Linked DNA regions of Homo sapiens: region 2 is linked to region 1. Evidence: read pairs that join two places in POLR2A ChIA-PET (ENCODE). Cell type or tissue: HepG2. All regions are shown on one strand.

Region 1 (2,500 bases):
ATTTAAAAAAAAAATCAGAAATACTGTGACTCTGATGCCTCCTGTCATGTATAGTTTAGGAAGTGATGAAGTTACAGACAAAATCCAAAAAGGACACTGGGAGCTGTCTCATTTTCAGTCAGATGTTGATTGCCCATTTAGAGGCTGGATTTGCATAGGTTTTTACTTACCAAGATACAGGTATGAATAGTGCCTCTTTTTATTGTGTACAGAAAGCAAAGTCCACACAGTAGAAGAGACAAGAGCTGTCATTTCAGATCCACCACAATCATCTTTTGTGCCCAGAGGATAATCAGTCTTTAGGTTTAGCGCTTGCAATTTCTCCTTATGTGGCAGTACAAAGTAACCAAACAAGAGGTTATGTTGGAGAGTGGCATGGGAGGGGTAGTCTATTAGCAAAATGAAAGAGTGAAAGAACCAGAGAGCTTACATTTCACCTTTTGTTTTGTAGTACTCAGCTTCTACGCAGGAAAGCAAAACAACACAAAACAAAAGCACCCTGTAGAATATTAACTGGACATGTATCTCGTGAAATAATTCCTTACTTAATTTACCAATGGGGAAAATGGGATTGTCACAATATATAATATTAAGGTGGTTGCTTTAAGGTTGGATTCATATACTATACACTGGTTTTTCTGAGTTCCATTTAAAATATGTAATGACAAATTCAACAAGACCCATGGCACAGAGGTGGGGATCACATTTAACCTCAGTACCCAAGTGAAGAGTTTGTATTCGTCCTCTGAAAAGTAGGCACTTGATAATGGCCCAGTTGGGGGTGCTGTTTTGTTAAAGGGTACATTGATATTTTAAAAATTGTTTGCTGTCTGTGATCCATGAGGATCCTGAAGAAAGGATGGGGGCATTTCTTTCAGAAGTGATTTTGAGAAAAAATTAAACTCCCAACTCCTTTATGTCAGCATTTTCCCCTAAGTAATTGGACAACATGAAGAGAAACCTTATTAGCTCACCCAGATATATGAAGTGAAACATAGTACATGTTATAGAGTTACATTTTATATTTAAGGACTTCCCAATAAAATCATTAGGGAGGGACTGGGGTACCATGCCTGTGTAATCTGATATGTTTCATGAATGCCTATAGCAGCGGCCTCAGCTGCAGACAGAGGCTGAGGCTGTGTCAATATGCACTCTGCTCGCTTTCTGAAGCCAGGGTCAAGGCCAGACTCAGATTGACAGGCTCGTCAAGGGAGGGCCTTTTTTGAGAAAGACCTTGGATTTTGGCGGGACTTTTTTGTGGTGTACTTTATATGTTTACATTTATTAAATTAACATTGTAATGCAAATGAAAATGTAGGGTCAAAATACATAACCTGATCTGGAGATAGTGTTAAACATCTGCATGTGAGGCAGTTTGTGAATTTGAGGCCTTAGGTAAATGGTCATCACGACATTTAGACATGACATCAGAACCAGGGAGGAGACCAGTATGAGCAGTGAAGGGCTCCATGTCTGCCTCTAAACTTAAGTTCAGGGTAGGTCCCGCTCGCCATAGAAGATGAGTTGAAAATCAGTGTTACCCATCTAAATGAGGAGGAAGGGCTAAAGCCTGTGGATTGACTAGAGGGAGGGTCTGGGAGTTCTTTTTATAAACTTATATGTATATTTTTAATTGACAATAATTGTAATATTTACGGGGTAGAATGTGATATTTCAATACATGCATACAATGTGTAATGATCAAATCAGGGTATTTAGCATATCCATCACCTCAAACATTTGTCATTTCTTTGTGTTGGGAACTTTCAAAATCCTCTCTTCTAGCTATTTGAAAACATAAACTAAATTGTTATTATCATCACCCAACGGTGCTGTAAAGCACTACAGTTTATTCCCACTATGTGGCTATAGTTTTGTGTCCATTAACCAGCCTTTGGCTATTCCCCAACCCCCACCCTTCCCAGGCTCTAGTTACCACTGTTTTACTCACTGCTTCTATGAGATCAACTCTTTCAGCTTCCACATATGAGTGAGAACATGCAGTATTTGTATTTCTGTGCCTGGTTTATTTCATGTAACACAATGTCCTCCAGGTTTATCCATGTTTTGGTGGGACTTTTGACTGACTCGCAAGTTGCCCCTCTACCCCATGTTTAATAACCTGGTTTTGCTGGGGAATTCATATAGATGCGCTGAGATTCAGTGCAGCAACAATACCAGGGCAGAATGCTTTTGCTTTCTAACTGAAACTCCCCCTCCAAAGCTCTTTTGTGATTGAAAAGTGGATAGGCTAGAAAGATGTGTCCTAGGGCTTGGCATTTCACAGTGCTGAAAAAAAGACAAGACTACCTCCATATTTTGTGAAGAGTGTGATCATCATCATCATCACATCATAAAAGGATCTAAAATGTGATTTGATTTAGAGAACTCTCATGCACATACTTTGAACTTGCACAAGTCATTTTGTGGGATGACAATGATGATGATGATGAGAGAAACTCTAAGAAGCTAGATTTCTGGGATATTGTAGTCTCCA
Region 2 (2,500 bases), 95 kb after region 1:
TCATACCATGCTGCCAACTTTCAAGAGAGAGAAGGGGACACTCCCCGTTTATACCAAAGGGAAATCTTTTTAACAACCAGATAAGTAGGTCTTCTGTCTTAGTTAAAATGTTCAGCAAAACCATTTTCTCCCAATGGTAATAAAAGGCATTCGAAATGATAGATTTTGTTTTATGGTTTATGATTTTAGTACTGACCTTTGCCATCTGGTCTGCTGGGATAAATTTGGAAATTTTATATCTCTAAAGCTACTCAGTTTATTTTATCTCACTCTTCTAGCATGCTTTTCTTTATTTAGGTGAAATGAAAAGCAGATCTGTCACAGTGTGTGCACTGACAGTAGAGTTCCCAAAAGAAAATAGAGATACCTTGAGACCTTTGTTATCCACAGGAACGAGGTCATGGCATTACCCTTTTGGACACATGGTAGGATAGTTACTCAACACAAGCATTCCTGTTTCCTTAAGAATTTGGAGCATACCTAATTGTTGTTGCTGGGACATGTTTTTTAAGTAACGTGCAATTTGCTGAGAAAAAAAAAATGTAAAGTAATGTTAAACTTCTCCAAAGAATCTGATCCAGGGGCAAGTTTCACGGAGTATTATAAGCACAGTGGGATTTTGAAAGAACTGTAGACATGAAAGGATGGTTTAAAAATGCTAATAGGTTTTAGAATTAAACCTTACAAGAACTTAACAAAGCAAATGGTACATACCGAAATGGACAGCAAGCCTCTATAAATAAGAACTGCATATATTTTGCTAACTATCTACATAGTACCTGCGTGAGGTAGGTCGTGGGGGAGGAAATATTCATTTGCTTTTTCCTTACATGTTAGTTAGGAAATATATAATTATAGGACTTGAACCTGAAGTCTTTGTATAAACTGGATTTTATTTTATGGGGTGACAGTGTCAGACTCTGATCTACCAACATCTGTTTTATCACCTATATGCCATTTATGTCCTAGATCTGTATTGGAGTTTTAACAGGCAGAAATCTCTTTCCTGCTATATCTGTTGCTTCTGCTAATCTCATTTTTATAGATTCATAGATGAGTATCCCTGAGATATTAATTATAAATGATTGTTTACTGTAGTAGCTTTCTGTCATATCCTGCCCAAATGAGGTCTAAATTAGTGAAGTTGAAAACCTTTTTTTTTTTTTGCATTTTTTTTTGTTTTGCACTACTGCTCATGTAGTTGGACTACCTCTTTTTTTTTTTTTTTTTTTCTTGAGACAGGCTCTTGCTCTGTCACTCAGGCTGGAGTGCAGTGGTGTGGTCTCAGCTCACTGCAGTCTTGACGTCCTGGGCTCAAGCAATCCTCCTGTCTCAGCCTCCCAAGTAGCTGGGACCACAGGCATGCACCACCATGCCTGGCTACTTTTTCTATTTTTTCAGAGATGGGGTTTTGCCATATTGCCCGGGCTGGTCTCAAACTCCTAAGCTCAAACAATCTGCTGGTCTCAGCCTCCCAAAGTGCTGGGATTACAGGCGTGAGCCACTGTACACGGCTGTGAACCCCCTTATCTCTACATTTGGTTACCTTGCTGTGGGGCCACTGCTTATCCAGTGTCTTGCCCAATGCATACCCTTACGGAGGATTCCCAGGAAATACCTTATATGACTGGTGCTTGCTTGGTTTGAGTACATTTGTTACTTTCTCTAGTACTAGTACCATCTCTCCCCCCACAGGCCCTGCAGCCTGGTACACTGCAACTGATACCAAAGAGATCAGCACTGGAAAAGCCCAATGGTGCCACCCCGGTCTTTAATCCCACTGTTTTCCACTGCCAACAGGCTCTGACTAACCTGCAGCTCCCACAGCCGGCATTTATCCCTGCAGGTGAGAACACAGCTCTAGGCACTGCAGCGAGTTTGGTGATGTTGTGAATGTATACAATGCAAAACAGCTTTCAAAGAGCTTGTATAGGAGGACTGTCGACATGTATTTTGATTAAAAATAAAACAAGGAAGTTATGCTTATCTGCTAGTATCTAGAACTACTTGTTTTTCTATAATTCATGAAAATTCATGGTTTGAAATCAAACTAGGAAAAAGTATCAACATTTTTCTTTTTAGCATTTGTTGGTTTTTGCTTATGATTAATTCACTTGGTTCAGTCTCAAACTAATTCCTTGACTCTTAGGTATCACTGTCACAGACAGTAGAGTGCTGTCAAATAAAAAGGCAAAAACTCCCAGCTTCGATATTATGGAAATGCGTTGTCAATATGTCTTTGATATGCCAAAGGTAGTTAAAATAAAACTACCCTAAGTGCATAATATAGTATAATATAGATTAAACAGATAGTTTTAGCCTGTAACTCCTGAATCAGTTAATATAAAATACATAGCAGTTTATATTTTCTGACATTTTGCAGCATATTTTGTTATCTCCTACATTCAGCTATATTTAATAGCCTGTTTTACATGAAATTGAACAGAAAATGTTAAGCCAGAAATTTGTTCAATTAGATATCATATATTGGGGGGAAACT

Evidence for each region. ChIA-PET counts read pairs that join two places held together with the same protein. Peaks named below come from ENCODE experiments on the same cell type or tissue, not always from the same donor. Only the 100,000 strongest peaks of a DNase experiment are listed, where the experiment ranks them.
Region 2: POLR2A ChIA-PET joins it to region 1 with 9 read pairs; 2 of 35 experiments call an interaction of 5 or more read pairs at or near these places.

The regions. Positions count from the first base shown.
Region 1 is chrX:132,481,497-132,483,996 of GRCh38, reverse strand. All of the region lies in intron 1 of MBNL3 (muscleblind like splicing regulator 3), which reads left to right. Among named protein-coding and RNA genes, the nearest start is that of MBNL3, 6.3 kb to the left of the region's middle. In HepG2, no CTCF peak of the experiment used is centred here; DNase peaks (open chromatin) are centred at 256 and 1,166; H3K4me3 peaks cover 1,010 bases.
Region 2 is chrX:132,386,007-132,388,506 of GRCh38, reverse strand. MBNL3 (muscleblind like splicing regulator 3) reads left to right here. Exons shown (of 9, transcript NM_001386889.1): 6 at 1,696-1,846. The region is part of intron 2 of RAP2C-AS1 (RAP2C antisense RNA 1); the gene reads right to left. Among named protein-coding and RNA genes, the nearest start is that of MBNL3, 100 kb to the left of the region's middle. In HepG2, no CTCF peak of the experiment used is centred here; no DNase peak of the experiment used is centred here.